Linked DNA regions of Mus musculus: region 2 is linked to region 1. A link is a loop called in an ENCODE intact Hi-C map of the cell type or tissue named here. Cell type or tissue: heart. All regions are shown on one strand. Each heading gives the region's core, and the rest is flanking DNA. Links, peaks and the distances in the headings are about the cores only.

Evidence for each region. Peaks named below come from ENCODE experiments on the same cell type or tissue, not always from the same donor. Only the 100,000 strongest peaks of a DNase experiment are listed, where the experiment ranks them.
Region 2: a loop joins it to region 1, with 8 times the contacts of the local background. A loop is called at or near these places in 6 of 42 quality-filtered maps.

What each region holds. Positions count from the first base shown.
Region 1 is chr2:124,293,042-124,303,379 of GRCm38, reverse strand. It overlaps a transcript of Sema6d not described here. Among named protein-coding and RNA genes, the nearest start is that of 4930583P06Rik, 76 kb to the right of the region's middle. In heart, for the core only: CTCF peaks have their summits at 4,120 and 4,328; DNase peaks (open chromatin) are centred at 4,239 and 4,859.
Region 2 is chr2:124,922,458-124,932,795 of GRCm38, reverse strand. No RefSeq gene overlaps it. Among named protein-coding and RNA genes, the nearest start is that of Gm39920, 130 kb to the right of the region's middle. In heart, for the core only: a CTCF peak has its summit at 4,114 (motif pointing right); a DNase peak (open chromatin) is centred at 4,165; H3K27ac peaks cover 310 bases.

The DNA.
Region 1 (10,338 bases), core at 788-8,787:
AAATGTCAATGAAAATAGCTGAGGCTTTAGGGAGAAACTGTGTTTCTACTCCCCTGTCTACCTTCACTCATGAGCCTGCTCTTGGGAGGGGTCCTGGATGGTGCCAGAAAGCCTCCATCCTGTCCTCCCTGTCTCACACCTCTACACTGACTTTGTATAGAAGAAAAACCAATTATTGGGAAGACAAAATATGTTAGTTGAATTGAAAACGCTATAAACAAAAAGTACCACATCAGCCAAATTCCAAGAAACTTGACTCGCTGGGTTCTTATTACTATGATTGGCCATGATGATGATAATCATGGCATCAATTTTCTGGCTAATTGGGTTAGTTACAGTCACATGGAAGTTTGGGTACTGTACCACAGGACATTTCCTTGCACATTCATTCAAACAATTCTCACTGTTTGTTCCTATAGATTAGCTTCAGAGTTGTGTGAGCCAAAGTAGTTATTGCTATGGGGAAGTATGGGCTACAGCCAGAATTTAAGAATAGATTAGTAGTTTGTTTTATTAGAAGAAATTCTTATAAATGAGGTAGATTTGAATAGTTATGAAAGCAAAGGGAGACTTTCATGTGTTTAGGGGTTTCATATGGGGAAGTGTATCATTCTGGAGGATGGTAATACACATAGGTAAACATATTTACAATGGAGACCCCTGGGAAAATGTACAACTTTAATTCCTCCAAATGGAAATGGATATTACTGGATGGTATTTCCTATGTCAGCCAATTTTTCTGACCCATATCCATTATGTTAACGTTCTTTTCTAGCACACTGGATTAAAATCTGGACCATTCGTGCTTAACTTCATCCATTATTCATAGACCTTGATTGCTTCTGACATTAGTATATGAACGAGGAGGTCTAGAAGATATTCCATGCCTTGCGTAATTATTGAGATTTCCTGTTTATCATTTAGGTACATTTTCTAACTATTGAAACCTTATTGCTTAAGGATTTATGCTCAACAATTCTTTGCAGAGACAAACAGCAAAGTGTGCTTAGGCAAATTGTGTTTTTTGACCCAACATCAGCCCCCCAATTCATATTGATTATCTTCAGCATCAGTAATGAAATGGAGTCCAAGAGTAAATGCTGGGCTTGGTGGGGGTGTTGTTTGTTTTACGGTGCAAACACTTGAAGGAGAATTTATGGAAGCAGAGGGCTGTGGGTCAATAGCTTAAAAAAAAGTCCTCAAATGTAAACAGGAGTAGTACTTTCTGAGCTGCGAAAGAGACAAGAAAGGAGACTGATGGGGTGGGGACGATGGGAAGCAGGAAGACAACTGAAGACTGGCTTTGTAAAATGGTCCACATCTGAAAGGAATTAAGAGAGATGTGGGTCTGAGAGAGGCCAGTTCTCCTGAAACATCAACCCTTGAGACCCCTGTCTTTCCAGTTCCTGACAGGGATTGCACAGAAAACATTTTCCTCGAAGTCTCCCACGTTCCCTTCTTATCTGTAATTCTAGAACCCTGAAATTGGAATCAGTGCATTGAGCATCAGGGACAGATAGAGTGATTAGCTTTTGTCACTATCATAATTCAATGAGGAGAACCAAGAGTTTTGAACTCAGAGCAACTGCAAGCATTTGTTGAATGCAAAGCTACAGCCCAGCCTGAAGAAGATGCAATTCTACCACAGCTCAGTCTTACCAAGAATCTTTAATGACAATCAAGTTTCCATAGCTAAATCTCATGTGGTAATTTTAAACTTCACAAACGTTTCTTGTCTATGTTTTTGGGAAATTCTTCAAAAATGCAAAATTAGTATTACTCATACTTTTCATAGATTAATATCTAAATCTCAACATTTAAGGAATATTTTAAATTCAGAAGCAAGGAAGTAAAGAAATTCTCTTCAGCTAAGTCTGATAACTTCTCAGGATTTGGGTAGAGGTCTGCAGATTCCAAGGTCATGTTTCTCCTGCCTGTCCCCAGCACCTAGACAGCCTTTCTCAAACAAGTCTGTCTTGTTAACCTTGCCCTTAAATCACACATAAGGAGTGGGAAGGCGCTGCCCGTGATTTCCTACAAAGACAGAAGCTCTAGGCTACATTCAGAGAAACCTCCCCACATCCTGTTGCAAATCTTTAGCATAATATCTAGAACATCTTTTAAAGGTCCACTTTCTTAATAAGAAAACATCAGCTCAGAGCTCAGGTGACTCTGGTTCGCAAGTCAGTTATGGGGCATTTTCATAGAGGTTTATGGTTTCATTAAGGCCAATAGCATATTCTGTCTGCATGTGTCCCTGCGTGTGTGTGTGTGTGTGTGCACGCATGAGTGTGTCTCTTTGTGTGTCTCTGTGTTTGAGCATGTGAGTGTGTCTCTGTAAGTCTCTCTCTCTCTCTCTCTCTCTCTCTGAAGTTGAAAATGATGAATCTGAGGTATTTAGCTTTTAAGTATCTTCTTCTCAAATTGCCTGCTACTTTATTTAGTTATATTGTTACATTACCTTTGCTTTGATGCTTGTGTTTCTTAAAAACTGCTTGTGAATAATGAAAAAAATGACATTGGAATGGAAATGGATATTACTGGATGATATTTCTATGTCAGTCTCTCTCTCTCTCTCTCTCTCTCTCTTTCTCTCTCTCTCTTTCTGTGTGTGTGTGTGTGTGTGTGTATGTGTTCCTCCATTCCACTCTCATTCTACTGCAAGCCCTTTCTTGCCCTTCCAAATTCTAGAAAGCCTGTTCAGGTTAATTTCTACTTCTTATAGTATCTAAGATATTGTTTGTGTATATGTGTGTTTAATTAAAACTTTATTATAAAGAATTTGTGAATAAAAAACATCTCGGACTGAAATCAACCAGACCCAAAGTCCATCTCTCTCAAATGAACTGCTATTCAGTAAGAACAACCATTCTGAAGCTGCAGAGCTTCAAGTTAGACTTTTCATTTACCATGGGCGTATTTTGGGTGGAAAATAAGTGTACAAGAATGTATTAAATAGTATCTGCAGTTTAATGACACTGCTGTTAAAAAGTTTACTTAAGTTCTACATCTAGGTAAGGAAACCACGACTCATGCATGGGAAAAACAAAGGTTTGGTGATAGCTTCTAGGAAGCACAGATAATAATGCACTGAATGAAATATGAAAGGCAATTTTTAAAAAGAAAAGTCAAAAGGATTCCATGACAATTAGATGTAAGACATCATAATGGAAGCAGGCAAGATACCCCAGTGGGTAAAGGCACATGCCATCAAACATGGTGTAACTGAGTTGTACCACTGGATCCCATATGATGGAAGGAAAGAACTGACTCCAAGAAGCTGTTCATAAGGGCCCACACATATATACACACAGTGACTAACTAACTAACTAACAACTAACTAATTAACTAACTAACTAACTAACTAACTAACAAAAATGCTATGTGACATTGCATGGCCAGTCCTGGTATCAGTTTAAATAACACATCTTCTAGCTTCCCGCATTTTCACTGTCATTTTTTCATTATTCACAAGCAGATTTTAAGAAACACAGGCATCAAAGCAAAGGTAATGTAACAATATAACTAAATAAAGTAGTAGGCAATTTGAGAAGAAGATACTTAAAAGCTAAATACATCAGATTCATCATTTTCAAATTCACAAATACAAAACCATGCCTGTTGTATAAAAGCATCCAATGAAATGGCAGAGAGTCACAATCCGATCAATGTACCATGAACATGCTGTTAGACTTCATTAAAATGAGGACTCAGAAGAATATGAGAACTATTTTAAGGCAGTGTTCTTCAGAGAACCAGATGTGCTGAAGATAGCCACACACTATGGAGAGAGATCAGTCTCAACTTGAAGTGAATGAGAAGCAGGCATTATTTCAAAATTTAGCCTATTAACTTCAACAACTCAAAGCTCCACAAATTCACTAACGTCTAGATGATGTGACTGTACTAAAAGTGCCCTGACTACTCCTTGGTGCAATGCCTACTTTATATTAGAATGTATACAGATACTGGGATTCCTTCTAGAAACGTTGTAAATATTTAGTTACTGGTGGTTTCAGCATTTATTTCCTGGCATCTGATCTAAGAGTGTATATGTATGTGTACACGCATACACATAAACACAGATACATAGGAGTGAAAGATTTCTATTTTTAAAACCATTTTTCAATAACATGTGTGCTCATCTGCTGGTATCTTCAACATTATAACAGTGTTTTGAAGTCACAGCACACAGATGTGCCTCTACTGGCAGCAAGTGTCCAGTGTGGAGGCCTCTCCACCAGCGCCAGATAGTCTTCTTGTTATGCAATCACTTAATTAACTACAGACTTCATTCCCTTACAACCCAATCTCAAGACTCATGCTAAGGCTGTTACTGCCCCCTATAGAACTTAAAATAGCCACTTCCTCTTTTCTCCCACTGACAAAGACTATGTGTTCTGACAGCCAATATTTCATCTCAATAGAAACAGCTCACTGTAGGAAGTGAAAATCATGTCCCTTTTTGGTCCAATTGTACAACTTAAGGAACTGCAGATATTACTTAATTTCTCTCTTTTAATCCAGTGTAACCCTACTATGTTTGATGTTTAAGGATTAATCATGGAGTTCTCTTGTGCTTTCTTTAGTTTTGGTAAGATAATTTACAGGAAAATGTATAGATCAAAACATATTTACCTAAACAATTTCATTTTGCATCTAGTACAGAAATCCAGATCTCTGTAACATTTTCTGTGTTTTGTTATTATATCTTTAAATCTTACCACTGCAAGCAAACGTGAAAATCCTTAAATTGCTGGCCTCAGAGTTCCCATGTCAACTGGCATCTGCTCAGGTTGGAGTTCCTGCCAAAAGTCAAAGACAAACATTTATGAGACAGAGCCTGATGGCTGATTATTTAATCCCGTGTGTCCAGCACTGCCAGCATGCGTGGGTTTCAACTGCCTGCTGCTACTTTAATAATAAGCCCTCTTACATCCAGCTGAATGCAGTGTACCAATGGATGCTTCCCCCTGCTCTAATAAGAGACCGATTATCGATCTTCACCTAGATGGTCCCATTGAGACCAGGCATTCATGAATACAAACAGAAAAAGAAAAATGGCACACTGAATAATTAGCTTTAATAAATAGGAGCATAATTTCTATGAAGAAAATAGTGGCCAATCTAATTATGAGGGCAATTTTGCTGAATATTTTGTAAGAGGTATAGGGTACCAAATATATTCAACAGTCAAACTAAACAGCAGTCTCCAAATTCTGTCTCTTCCCTTGGCACAAGCTTTGGAGGCTGGGATGGAGCACCTTGCTCTAACCACTCTACTGGGATAGACAAATACGGACCCAGAAATGGACACGCTGAAATGAAAGAAAAATGAATCTTATGAACAAAGTGTAAAAACTTAAAGATAGCATGGTGAGAAATAATTGAATTAATGTTTAATCAGTTCATTTAACCTGAGATACCTTAAATCAAAAAAATAAAAATAAAAAGATGAAAAAATAAAAATAAATTAAAAAAAAGATGACACAGAGCCTGGAGATATAGCTCAGCTGGTCAAGTGCCTTCCAGAGGAGCAGGAGGGGCTGTGTTAAACCCCCAGTTCCCACCAAAAGGCTGTGCATAGTACATGCCTGTAACATCAGTGATGGAGGAAGGCACAGAGACAGACTTACCCAACATCCTAGCCAATATGTGAGCACTTGGCCCAGGGAGGAGACCATGATAGCCTACACACACACACACACACACACACACTTCATTGGATCAGATTTGAGAGACTCTGGGATCTCTCAGTTCTGCTCTGATGTTCCAAGTCATTAGAGGGCACCTGACTGGATTGTCTATGCATCCAAATATATATATATATATATATATATATATATATATATATATATATATATATATATATATATATATATATTTGCTCTGAGGTAACAGATACCAGTTTCCTTATTTTTCACGGATGACATAAGCACATACATACATACATTCATTTACCATCTGAGATATTTTAAAGCTAGAACATACAGTGCTTAGTCCCTCTGATATAGGTTTGTGTTTTAGAAGCACATGACTATTCATGATAGCTTTTTGATGGAAAAAGAAGACATCAGCCTTATATTTACCATCTGCTGAATTTTTTAATGAATAAATATACTTGATTTTTTTTTAGTAAGTCAAAAATATGGATCAATATTAAGGATGCAAGTTTTCACTTATAACTTTGGAAGAGTTCTTGAGCCTTCTTTCCAAAAGATCCTGAATCAGGATCTGGGCCGGCTCCCGGAAGAGGCCATCCTGTTGTGCCTCACCCAAAGAGCCAGCTCATGACTCAGCAGTGAGGCCCCGATGAGATGCACTTGGTGAGAAAGCCCCTTTCAGTGAAGCTGTCACCTTGTTGAGTTTGCTGATTCTGTCAGCACAGGCTGAGCTCGGAATTTAGTGGGAGAGTTGGTTAGAAGGCGTCAGATGTGGTACTTAAAACAGAAGCTGGCTTAAACCTTTGCCATCAGCAGGACAGGGAGAGTTTGTGTGGGTGGCAGGATTGCTTCATGCTTGTTTCAGTTGTGTATTAAATAAATGATATTTTGAAACCCAGGAAGCAGACACAGATACCCCACCACATACACATACTGTCATTATTTAGTCAAAACCTTGAGAAACAGTATTTTGCATGAGGGGCTTGAATCTTTTCTTCCTTAGAGAGTTGGTAAAGCTCATGTGTTTATTCATTTGATGAATTTGCCACTTATCTCATCGCTCACACCAGAATGTGCAACTTCTTATCAGACCTTATCTTTTTATTGGATATTTTCTTTATTTATATTTCAAATGTTATCTCCTTTCTCAGTTTCCCTACCTCCCAGAAACACCATATCCTATCCTCCCTTCCCCTACTTCTATGAGGGTGTTCCTCCACCCACCCACTCCCACCTCCCTTCCTTCAGTTCCCCTACACTGGGTCATCTATTGAGCCTTCTCCTCCCATTGATGCATGACAAGGCCATCTTCTGCTACATATGCTGCTGGAGCCATGTGTAGTCCTTTGTTGATGGTTTAGTCCCTGGGAGTTCTGGGGGAGGGGGTCTGGTTGGTTAATATTGTTGTTCTCCTATGGGGTTGCAAACTCCTTCATTTCTCTAACTCCTCTCTTGGGGACCCCATGCTCAATCCAATGGTTGGCTTCAAGAATTAGTCTCTGTATTTGTAAGGCTCTGGCAGGGCCTCTCAGGAGATAGCCATATCAGGCTCCTTTCAGCATGCACTTCTTGGCATCCACAGTCGTGTCTGAGTTTGGTAACTGTATATGGGATAAATTCCCAGGTGCAACAGTCTCTGGGTGGCCTTTCCTTCAGTTTCTGCTCAACACTTTATCACCATATTTGCTCCTGTGAGTATTTTGTTCTCCTTCTAAGAAGGAGCTAAGCACCAACACTTTGGTCTTCCTTTTTATTGAGCTCATATGGTCTGTGAATTGTATCCTGGTATTTGGAACTTTTGGGTTAATATCCACTTATCAGTGGGTGCAGACCATGTGTGTTCTTTTGCGATTGGGTTACTTCCACACTTGTCATGCTCTCCGGTCGAGTCAGCTTGACAGGCTGAGGCTTGAAAGCTACTCACGAGGCAAAAGAGTTTCACGGAAACTCACTCCTGAAGTCTGGTGTTCTCTCTAACCCATACATTAATTTTCCATTCCTGCGATAGTCTAGTGTATGGATCCACGTGCTCTCTTTTAGTATTATCCTATTATAAGTGCCTTTTAAGATTGAATTCTGACATAGCTAAAGCCAGTGTTCCAACAGTCCTAGAACGTCCTTGAGTAAGACCATGGGCTTGGAATTCAGGAAGAATGTTGCTATTCAGTGACATTCAGAATAGCCTCTGGTATTACACTATCACTTAGAATAAAAGCCAAGTCACTCCCATATACAGGAATTTACAATGGTTTAGGAAGTAGATTGGGCTGTGGTTTTAGAGTATTGCATTATTCATGAGATGGTTAGCTAGAATGGAACTCCCTAGTTAGAACCATGACTTGGGTGTGAAAGCCCTTGCCCTAGGAGAGTAAAGACATCACACCTGGCTTCTAAGACTATAGCTGAGTTACACCCAAACACATGTATTTACAATGGCCTAAGGGGAAGGTGGACTATACAATAGACTAAAATAGGAACTATGGCAAGGGCACGAAGCCCTTGACCCTGGCTTCTAAGATTAAGTGAATCTTAGGTGGAGCCCTTGTTGACCCCAGTTGTTAACAAAGAATTCTATCCCAGATGGTTCCCGTTAGACCTTCTGTGTTTGCATTCCTCTGTTTTATGTAAGAATCCAGTTACCTCTTTGTACCTTGCAAGTGTGTCACCCAACTTCCTTATTGTCTTCTGCATAAAAAGTTTGATGCTTGATTTGACAAATTACATTCAGATTTTACACAACCTCTCCTGTGTGCATCTGTCTGTCATTCATCCGATACTTTGCCCACCCGCGACTAGAGACCCGTTCCACACAGACAAAGGGGCCCAGAGGGTCTGTGGCACTCACTCAGGATGACATTTTCTAGTTCTATCCATTTGCCTAAGAATTTCATGAATTCATCATTTTTAATAGCTGAGTAGTACTCCATTGTGTAAATGTACCATATTTTCTGTATCCATTCCTCTGTTGAAGGGCATCTGGGTTCTTTCCAGCTCTCGGTTATTATAAATAAGGCTGCTATGAACATAATGGAGCATGTGTCCTTATTACATGTTGGAGCATTTTCTGGGTGTATGCCAAGGAGTGGTATTGCTGGGTCCTCATGTCGTAAGATGTCCAGTTTTCTGAGGAACTGCCAAACTGATTTCCAGAGTGGTTGTACCAGCTTGAAACCCCACTGGCAATGGAGGAGTGTTCCTCCTTCTCCACATTCTTGCCAGCATCTGCTGTCACCTGAGTTTTTGATTTTAGCTATTCTTACTGAATAGGTAAATCTTAGGTAGAATCTTAGGGCTGTTTTTATTTGCATTTTTCTGATGACTAAGGATGTTGACCATTTCTTTAGGTGCTTCTCGGCCATTCAATATTCTTCAGTTGAAAATTCTTTGTTTAGCTCTGTACCTCATGTTTTACATCTAAGTGGACCCTTCTTCACAAGTGTTAACAACCTGTGACTGACCTTGGGGCACAACTTGCAATCTTGTTTCTGCTTTCTCTGACATAGCAAGCAGCCTTAGACAAATGCTGTCAATCTACACCTACACCCCACCTCTCTTCTATGAAATAAGAGAACAGATCTAGGAAATTCTGAGTGTACTTTCAGCTTCAGCATCCTAGGAAAAGCTGACAACATGGGGATATGGAGTTGGCCAGTATCTGTGTCTTGGCATGTGCTCTTGGCTAATGTTATGTGGCAGGAAGTGAAGTCCAGAAAGCGATGATAGTTTAGTTACTGTAAGATCAAAGGTTGAACTCAGAATTTCAACTCATATATCAATGCATACTTGGTTCTAACCAATAAGGTTTTACAGCTCTATTCCCATTACACTCTTGCTCACTGACCAAGGAGTGTTTCTGGCAGAATTTTCTTTTCTTGGCTGACAGAGGAATACAGTTTGTCCTTTGGGGTTCTCTCACAGATTTTCTCAGGGTTAGAACATATGCCCAGGTCCCTGGAGGTTTGTACTCCCACACGCACAGCTGTACAGCACACAAGGAAAAGTTATATACAAGCTTAAAACATACTCAGCGTTTATGAAAATACTCTGGGGGTACCTTCAGATGTGTTCCAGGGACATTTCTGTTACCACAATATTGCTAAGTTATTTTTTGGATCCTTCCTTGGACTCAGATATTAATGTTTTAAGTTCATCACAGATCCTCATTTACTTGTCCAAAGTTCAACACTTGGCAAGCACACCTTGCAAAACCAACAGATACTTCTTGCTTTCCTGTAGAGTACAGTCTAATGGGAACCCAGGAGTGTATATTGAGAGTGAAAGAGGGGTACAGGCATCCCAGGAGACATACCCACGCTTCCTGATTTGTCCTCCTTGGAATTTTCAAACTGGTTAGGAGTCTATCGTTCTCTTGGCATAAATCAGTTTATCCAAATCACTTGAGCTGTCTTTCCTTATTTTCCCAACCCTTCTTTGGCTATCAAAATGTTACTGCCCACTAACAACCGGATCATGCTCACCACTCTTGCTCCTACTGACCCTAAGGATGCATAGAATAAGCATTTTATTCATCTCATAATGCTGAAAATATAATAATTTAACATATCTACTGATGCTAGATAGTACAAATAAATTAGTTCATCTTCATTTTATAGGCAAGAAAAGATTTATCCAAAAAGAAACCAATGAGTAACTGGTTAAAAAAGTTACAAATCAA
Region 2 (10,338 bases), core at 731-8,730, 630 kb before region 1:
TCTAAATTAGAGACAGATTGCAGGCTGCAGGCTATGCCATGGAGACGGTGGCAACCACCTGGTCTGTCCCCAAAGTCACCCCGAATCTTGCTAGATTCTGCCAACCCCAGGCCACTCAGCCTGGGATTTCAGACTTTCCTGTAGCAACTTTCCCAGCATTGCCCTTCCTCCAGCACTGACCCCGGGGTGGGGGGTGTGGCCAGAGTGTAAAAGCCCCAGGTTCTCCCCAGCCCCTCAGAGTCAATATGCTGTGGTAAACCCGGGAAATCTGTGTCAATTCACACAAGGAACTTCCAAGACCAGCCCAAGTCCCAACTTGAGATGCAAGTGAAGTAATTGTACTTTGGCCTGACTTTGCAGGGCTGCTAATGTAGATTTTCTTCTGCGATGGCTGTTACATTTCTGACTATTGGCAAGAAGGAAAAAAAATAGCTGAATTCTCTCCGTTTGAATGAATACCTTTGCAAGTAAGGTATCTTTCCTAACACATATTACACATGTTCCCTTTCTGTCTCTCTGTCTGTCTCTGTCTCTGCCTCTGTCTCTGCCTCTCTCTCTCTCCCTCTCTCTCTCTCTCCCTCTCTTTTTTTCTCTCTCTCTCCCTCTCTCTCTCTCTCTCTCTCTCTCTCTCTCCCTCTCTCTCTCATGGTTTTGTGAGGTGTGCCAATAAGGTATTCAATCCCTGTTCTCCATCTAAATGAATAAAAGTCTATCTCGAAACGATTCGGTAACTTTCACATTACCTGGGAGTCAGGGTGATTTGGGTTTTGCCTTGTTAAATTAGGTTGGATGCATGGTTCTATGAGGTTACCCAAGAAGAGGAGACATTTCCCTGCAAATGAGGCCATTTTCTCTTAGCATGGCAAAGCTATGTAGTATTTTGGTGGAGCCTGTTGGACAAACTGCATATGCCTCAACTATTTTCAGCCTTATTTGTGAATTTCCTTTCCTTTAAAAAAAAAAAAAACAAGCAAGCAAGCAAACAAACAAACCTATAGCTCAATGGTGCTGATCTGCCTCCAGTCATCTCCAAAGAAGGGCTTAAGCTGCCGGTGTTTGCTTTCTGGTTCCCCTTTCTAGAAATTTGAGAGGCTCAGCTGGGAGCTGTGCTTTAAGGGTCAGGAGCTGGTCTTTGAGGGTATGAGTGATTCCCTGCTCTGCATCCTACAGCCACATATAGCTCTGGATCTCCATAGCCACGGGGGTACTCTGATGGCTGTGCAAGTGTGTATTTGACCTGTGATGGAATGCAGATGGACGCAGCCAAGAGGAGAGCTGGTGGAAAGGCTGTCCCCAGCCATGCAGCTCCTGGGCCTAGGCATGCTGAGTAGCTGTGGAGTGTCGGAGCAAATGTGTTTAACCAGGACTGTGGGTTCTGTCATCAACCTCCACCGTCCCTGCCTGTAGAAGTCTGAGCTTTAGTCCGTTGTGGCCCATTGATGGAAATATTCAAAACTGCCCTGCCTATTCCACAGAGGCGGTCTAAGTCATAGGTGTAGTCTGTCAGTGAAAGTAACCCGTCACCTGGGAATGGGGAATGGATAAATGACTCTTCCAGCTGTGTGGTCCTCAGCCCCCTGGGGGAAGGACCCTAACTCCCCAGTGTTGGCGAACAAAAACTCCTTTCAGAGTGGCCTCACAAGCTTTTTGAAACAAAGCTGGGTTTTTTAGTAAAGCCTTTGTTTGTCTGGACTCAGCCATTGAGAGGAACCACAAAAGAGGATCTCTCACCCCTCAGCACCCACGAGACTCTGTTGCCAGTGTCCCCTTCCACCCCAGCACGATGCCCAGCCCCATGAAGACAGTCTCTGTTCTCAGGAACATTTCTGCCCTCCGTAAAGCTGAATAGTGTCCATTTTATGCCTCTTGCACCTTTATTTCAAAGGATCCCAAGCACACGATCCACTCTGTAGCTTGCTCCGTACTGTTAGACAATAAGGGGTCTTTCACTGACTGGCCCAGTTGAAATGCCACCACCATCGTCCGCCAAGCAGCTTCCAGACAGCTGTTCTGGGCTGTGCAGAAAGTATCTCTCCACTAGAGATCATGTAGAAAGCCATATTGCTGACAAGGGCTCAGTAAGACAACATGTAATTTGTAAAGCGTGAATTTCTACAAAACCCAGTGTATACTCAAACCACCTCCCCAAGAATCCTAAAACAGTGGAACAATCCTATTAAATGAGGATGCAAACTTTGACACTGTTCATTTTTGGTCTACTGCAAATGGCCCTTTTTATAAACAAGCAGACCTCTTAAAATGCCATCTGTATAAAGACAGATAGAATAAACTTTATTCAGTTGGGTTTCCGAATGGCTGCGAGCATTAATGTGCTTATCCTGAAGTGGTTCTGCAAAGGGCTCACTGTGTGTCAGCACTGGGCTAGGAGCTTGGGAAGCCTCACATAAAGGAATGGTTCCTTGGCCTCAGAGTCCTGCACACCACTTTTAGATGATCACACCTCCTATGTGAAAGCAGGAAACTAGGGGTAACTTCAGACCTCTGACCAACTCTTTGGCCTCTTGGAAAACAACTCTAATCCTCAATGTCACTCATTGTTGTGACAGCATTTAACATCACAGTTCTCAGCATGGCTTCTCATATTGAAGTTTCTTTTCTAGCACCAACTACATTGAAAATCTGACTTCTTTTCTTGTTTCTTTTAAAAAGAGTATTTAAAATTTTGGTTCAATGGGGTTTATATATACATACACTTTAGAGTTCCGAAGCAAATGCTCCAAAGATGAAAGAAATTTGAAGAGTGATTAATCTACCAATCCACATGTAGTGGTCTAGCCGAGTGCCTGGGAGACCCTCACCACCTCAGCTCTTTAGTTTGTCTCCGTCTCTCTGAACCCTTGCCCCTGTGTATGCGTATAAAGCTGGTAACTACTTGTAAAATTATTATGATGCTTCCATAGAATCCGTTCTGCCTTCAGTCTGTTGTGGTAGAAGGATAAGGAAAATAGAGATTGCTTGAATGTTTTTCAAAAACTCAGATTCATAATCGGAGAATTCTCTAAAACCAATCATCAATAATTCATTAAAAATCAGTTTCTGCCTGACTGTACCTGTAACTCATCAGACTCACAGGCTGAACATTTGAGTCAAGAGAGCAGAAACTCAGAGTCAGCCTCTCTCTCTCTCTCTCTCTCTCTCTCTCTCTCTCTCTCTCTCCCTTTCTCTCTCTGTGTGTGTGTGTGTGTATAGATGAGCTCTTAATATCAGGAGCTGTTAGAGAATTTTGAGGGATTTAGGCAGGAAGAGAAATGTGGATTAGTGACATTGGCAAAATTCTGTGGAAGAGGAGGAAAACCTGGCTTTAAAGGAAGACATTTTACAGTTGGGGCATCACCAAGAAACCCAACTTAGCTTGGACAGAAGTTGGTAGAGTGGTGGCCTTACTTGACAGGCTTGGGTGAAGGCTTCGTTTTCAGACATTTACTTGACCATACAGATGGTGATTAGTGGAGAATAGAGGGACCCCTGGGTTTCTTGAAGCTCAACCATCCCCTTCCCTTCCTCCCCCACCCCCAAACTCCACCTTCCCAGGAGACAGTTGGACTACAGATGACATCATCTTAGAGGCAAGGAATTGCATATTAAATATTTATAAGTCATATGACTGAGCACTCCTCACACCTGAAGGCCTGCCTTCTGCAGTTTCTGACTCTAAGGCCTGGGATAGAACCAGATGCAATTAATATTAACAATTCCTGGTCTCACCACCAATGCTGGCACAGCATTCACAGTTTGGAAAACACCGATCTAATCTTATCTAATAGCCTTAGCTTACAATGAAAGGAACTGAGGCTCAAAGTATGCTTAGGGTTTAAAGAGAACGTCAGCAGACAATTACTTATCACTTTCCCAGTGTCACCTGTGCAAGGTCCAGGCTAGTTCTCAGTCCCCACGGAACAACGCCAACATTGGCTACCTTTAACTTAGAACCAGCTTCTCCACTAGTAGCTACAGTTCTTGACTACTGTGGAACGGAGTTGCTCAAAGGTACAGGAGTAAGTGAGCCAACTTTGAGACTTTTACTGTTTATGAAAATGTTACTTTAATAAAACAAATCTCCCATAAATTAAACATTTACTATCTCCCTAAGCTTAGAGCCTGCAGGTGGCAGTGTCTTCCTTCTCTATGCACAGTCAGCCCAGGCTTATTTCCCCTGAATGCATAGCAGACTTCCAGATCATACCACCCACCACAGCCTGGGATGGGTGGGACTGGGCAATGGCATCTAGAATTCTGAGAACTGTATCATTCCAGAGTAATGCATGAGGATTTGGAGCTTTTGAAAATGTTTTTATTTTTCTAGTTACATTTTTATCCCTTGCACAAGGCCCTCATACTGTGAGTAGCTGGAAACTAGACACAGAGGAACATACCACGCTGGCTTTAGGAGTTCAGTCTTGAGTGAATGTTCTTCACAGCGGAGGCTTCAGGCTTCCAAAGCATCCTTTGATGCAGAAAAGTTGGGGGTGAGAAGAAACATCCAGGGAAAAATATTCTAGGAACGGCATCACAGAAATGCCAAAGGGAGAGACAAACAAGTCTGCGATTGTCGCCGAAGAACCCCCAGAGATTACGCACGAATTCACTATTTCTGTATGACCCAGGTCTTGCAGATGGCCTGTGGTCACAAGGTCTCCATTTTGTCAGCAGTCAGTGACACACAGAGAGAAATTTCCCTCTGCTTTCAACCCTGTGATGCAATCATCGCTGCAGTATGATACACTCAGGACTCCCTTCTTCCTCCCAAGAGCCCACACTGGTACCTATTACTTATGGCTTCTCTGTCTTCACCCTCTGAAGCCAAGCGAAGGTCAGTGAATTGCATTTTGATTAGTCTTCCTGACTCCATCCCTCTCTTACAAACTTAAACTGTTGTCTCCAAGTTTTCAACAGAAAGAGACGGAACTCCCTGGCGATGCTCCAGCTCCAGGATGGAGAACTCCTTTCATACATGGTTTCTCAGTCTCCTCATCATATCCTTCTTTCTGCATTTGCTGGAACCCTAAACAAACCTTAACCAAAATAACGGTAGACATTTGCCTTTGTACATTTTGTTCCTTTTGAAAACAATATTACTTGTTTTCCAAGATTAAATGTCCACGGCGGAATAGTTTCCTCATTCTCCTACATGGTCGAGCTATCATTCCGTAGAGCCTACATCGCTCTGCAGTGTGATGTGCCTTCTCACACTAGAGGGAAGTGCCTGCAGCACACTGTAGGTGGAAGTGACTTCAACACACTGTAGTGTGATGTGTGTGTTTACCAGTTGCTTCTGACTCTTAGCCTGGTTTTACTTCCTTCCATTGCCCACTGATAAAACGACTAGCTTTTTTCTTAACATTTTCACTTATATTACAATTAGAGAATTAATAGAGACTTAGTTCTTTGACAAATTTTATCTTAAGAATATTTTAATGAATTAAATTTGTTCCCTGACACTTCATACCTGTATACAATGTGTTCTAATTACCCTCGCCTCCCACTCCTGTCAACCTGCCGGCCTCCCTTTTCCAGGTGTCCTTTTGTTTTATTTTGTGACCCACTGAGTCTTTAATCACAGACTTGGAACTCTCCACTGGAGCCTGGTGGGCTCACCAGTGGGTACCCAACTAAAGGCAATGTCTCTCCCTCCACCTGCTTCTGTTTGTAGCCAGTATTCAACAGGGAGGAGCAGGGTCCCACAGGGCCCTCCCTACCATGACTGACTGCTGACAGGGCAAGTCTTGTACAGGAAATTGCAGAAAATAAAGAGAAAGGGGACTGTTTTATTCTTCTTCATACCCTAAGGCCCAGCAGAGAGGTAGGCAGTGGATGATAAATAAGTGTGCCTGTGCTTCTAATCAATTAATCCTCCTTGAGATAGCACTTTCTTCGCTTTCCCTAGTGAAACCTCCTTTTTCTACCTTAGACTTTCCCCTTCTGGGCATTATTTGACTTGGCAAGTCAATAAAATGGCTTGACTTTTATAAGAGAGAGGTTGGTGTGAAGAGAAAGGCAGAAATGTTGATGCAAAGACTCGTGGGAAGTGAACTGCTAGTTTCCACGGGTCCTGAGTGTCACCAACATCGTTTTCAGCCTCATCACTGTCACCTGTTGTTCCAGACATCTTTTTTTGCCTTCTTAGATAAATTGACCTTTTTTTTAATAATCACGCTTCAAATGTCTTTTTTTTTTTTAACTTCATCCCCTGTTCTATGTTCTATTGCATTAGTAATACAGCACGGCCAGTGTGCACTTTGCCCGCTGTCTTCAGCAGCTGACCTAAAGGGAGGTTTTGAACATGGCCCTGTTTTAATGTGAAGGTCTGGCTCAGTGTGCATTTAAATTCACCTGTGCTATTGGTTCCTTCTTCCTCCAGGCTGAAGGTCTGTGTCTCTCGGAACATGTCATAGGCTCTCCTGATCCCTGAGTACACAACGCTGTCCAGTGGTACATGTTAGCACTACTCCTTATGATCCCTGAGCACACACCACTGTTCATTGGTGAGTGTTAGCACTACTCCCTGTGATGATGAGGGAGGAATACAGAGAAACCCAGAGGCAGGCAATTGTGGGAAGGCCCCATGCCAAGAATGTTAAACAGTCTTCATAAGGTGACACTTGGTCAGCTAACCTGGGTCATCAATGTCAATGATGATGGTGAAGCGTAGCTCTCATTGTAGCTGTGGGAGACGAAGAAAAGACAGTGCAGTGTCATATCCTTTCATCCTAACATTTGGGTAGTGGGGGCCAGAGGAACCCAAGTTCAATGCCAGCCTGAGAGAGCAGTGACTGTCAGGAACACTCTGCAGAATGGGGTTGTCTGGGATGATGGGTGTTCAGTCTAGAGTGGCCGAGCTGATTGAGGAGGAAAGCCAAGAAAGACTAGACATGTGTCTACAACTTCTCCTAAGACCCAGTGGAGGTAGGAATTAGTGTTATGTGGTACTTCCCATTAGGAAGCAGCAGCTGCAGCCAGGTGCTATGTTTGATGGAGTAACACACCAGAATTCACCACAGAGAGCCCCAGATTGTGCAGAAACAGCTCTCTTAAAGGTACTTTCTTTTTGCCCCAAATCTATGGTGATTTCTAATACCTTCCCAACAAAACAACAGCAGTTACCAGCAGCCATTTTGTAGAGATGTTTTCATGCTGGAGTAAGATAGACTGGGAGGGTTTCAGCTTTGTGTGATTTAGAAGGTAGTAAATGCTTACTAAATGTCTGAAGCAAGAGAAATGTCCTGAACAAAATCTCTACATCCTGAGAAGGCTGATGTCTAACCATTGCTAATCACACTGAAAGATATTTGAGATTTCCATACACTATATTTATAATGACCAATAAGATATACTTGCACTTCCATTTTTTACAAAATAAGATATATTGTGTGTATGTATTTAAAGCATGATGGTCATGCAAACACTGAAGAATCCACCCCTAGGCTTAGCAACATCTGAAGCACATGTACATCCTTGCTGTGATCCATCTTTTTGACCTGCAATTTGGAATTTTATTATTCCTATAATTTTTCTTTACAGTTTTTACATTTATATTTCTAAACAGCCCAGTTTGGAACTTTAAACAATACTATATGAGTCAGTATAAGTGTGTGTTTGTGTGTGTTTGTGTGTATGTGTACATACGTATCACATCTAGAAATATTTTCCATCTTTTCTCTTTGCTTTGAGAATTCTTCCTATTTACTGATTTCTGGTATTTTATAAAAACAAAAGAAAATCTTATTTATTCAAACTGTTATCAATGGACAGTTAACCAAAGATTCCTCAAAGCCTGTTAGGTACATTCACATCATGTTCTAGGGGATAGGCACAAACACCTCCTGAGATCAAAATATCATCTTCACTTTGACTAGGTAAATTTATTTAGCACACATGCAGAGACTCTGGCGATTTGGATGGTTAGGAACATTAATTTCCCCTAAAATATCCAAGTAGTGAGTCCAAGAGAGCACTGATCACTATGAGGCAGACTGCAGGACCTGGTTGGGTGGGAAGATGAGTGTTTGGACTAGAGAGGCGTGGGAGACCCAGAGCATACGGTAAGGACAGCTGTTTCCCGGAGAGGTCCTATCATTGTACACTCCTGCCAGCATGTCAGAGGCCTCTGACTGCTCTACACTGGCCTACATTGACTGTTGCAAGACTTCTACACTTAAGACAATAAAGTGAAAACAAAGTAGTTGAGGTTTCAATTTGCATCCTCCTCTTGATAAAGTTGAAAATATATTTTTTAATATTTATTGACCATCAGAATTTTTCTTCCATAAATGCCTTTATATGTATCTCCAATTTTAATGGAATTAATAATTTTTGTTATTACTTATATGTAGAATATATTAATTCTTTGACAGTTATAATGTCCAGCAAATAGTTTCTTTTAGCTATGAGTCAAGTTTTAGTTTCTTTATAAAATTATGGTAATATTTGACTATGTACTACATACATGTACACTGAGAAAGTAAATTCTGAGCTATTTTATATCCTGGTGGCTGGCATGTAGCAGTGTTTATTTTCAGGATATTACAGTAGAACTGAACAGCTGAGGCCTTGTCCTCACTATTTCATCCTACACAAAGGGAACACTTGGCTGGTGCTGAGTGGTTGTTTATAAAGAGAAGAAAATGGAGGCAAGCTGTGGTCATTCTCTATTTGCTATTAAGAGTATAGTTCAACTCACCCTTTCTGCTTCTACTTTGAATGGAAACAGAAGTGACCACCCAAAAAGAGAGACAGTGGAAGACTCTAGGGGCAGGGGCAACAGCTGTAAGGTTGGAAAGAATTGGGGTGACTGCGGTTCCCGCAGCTGCCCTCTCCACTGGCTTACAGGCCACAGCTCTTTATGTCATTGCTTCCAGCACATCCCTTACCATCTCCCTCTAACCTGTCCAGTGCTTAGTCACTGTGCTCCCCCCACTCTATCACAGATCATAAACCTCCATGAGGTGCTAGTCTCCTGGAGATCATGGTGTCCCGGTGGTTCTCGAAACAGAACATCGAGCAAATACAAAACTCCTGCTCATTGCTCATTATGCAAATGAACAGGACTTGTGTTTATTCAGCCTGCTCTTTCTTGTCCCCCCACCCCAACCCCTCCAGGCTGTTATCTCAGTTTGCTGTTTCAAGGGTGTATTGCTCTGTCCTATCTCAGACACTCTCCTCCATTTCTTCAATGTAAAAGACGATTTATCATAATTTATGGTTGAGATAAATTTACTTTGATTTTCTGTCCTGCTCAACTTGCTTAAAAAAAAAAAAATCAATGGTTTGGACAATGCCATTGATATCTTCTGGATCGAGTAAGCATCTGTGTGAATCAGGGAGGGATGGAGTAGATGGCTGAGTCCATAGGTAAAGGATCTATAACCACTAGCATGTACCTCTCAGCGGGGGGGTGGGGGTGGGGTGGAAGAAACAGCCATGCTAATTGTAGAGGAAATGTCCTCCCCAGTGGTAGACTGACCTATTCTGACCCTTCAGGGTTCTTTGACTCTTCTTCAGTGAGAGTACCACAACTTTCCTCACCTTCAGGCTGCTTTGCAATTATGTAAATTGTAGATAACCCATGGCAGAGCAAAATAATTTTTTTCTGTCCTGTGGAAACTCAAGTAATGCTGTTGATTGATGAGTTTTGAATGAGTATAAATATCTGCCTGGTTCTTTCACTAAATGCGTTGAATAAAAATTTCACAGCATGGTTAAATGACAATCACAAGTTTATCTCATTTGGAGCATTCATTTTTAACAAAATAGAAGGGAGGAAAACCTAAATAATGGCTCAGTTGGAACACATGTGTGGTCTTAGCACGGTGTGGACTACCAGCGGCTGGCACTGATCACTGCTTCTGTGGTATTAAATACATCACTTGGAATTATTATTCTAAACCACTGGCTAACTCTTTTTAGTTGTAACCCAACAAATGATTGTTTCAATAGTTGTTATTATAAATAATTTTAAAATCTGGTGAAGAAAATCATTATAGTTATCTCCTTTAACAGAATACTTCAATGTTTTTAATAACTTTCTATTCTAGGAAATATGGGTTTGTCAGAGAGTGTCTAAGACATTCATTTGGGATCTTAGTTTTTCAAGAAGTTTCCTTAGGAATTATTTTCCAAGTATATCTGTTTTTTAAATAAGAATGTGTGTCTATGTCTGTGTCTGTGTGTGTGTGTGTGGCATGCGCACATGAACATGTGTACATGTTTATGTGTGTGTATATATATGTATATATATATATTTACATATCCATATCTGCAATTATTCTTCCCTTCTTTCTCTTCCATCAGTTTTAAATTTTATTTCAATAGTTAAATCAC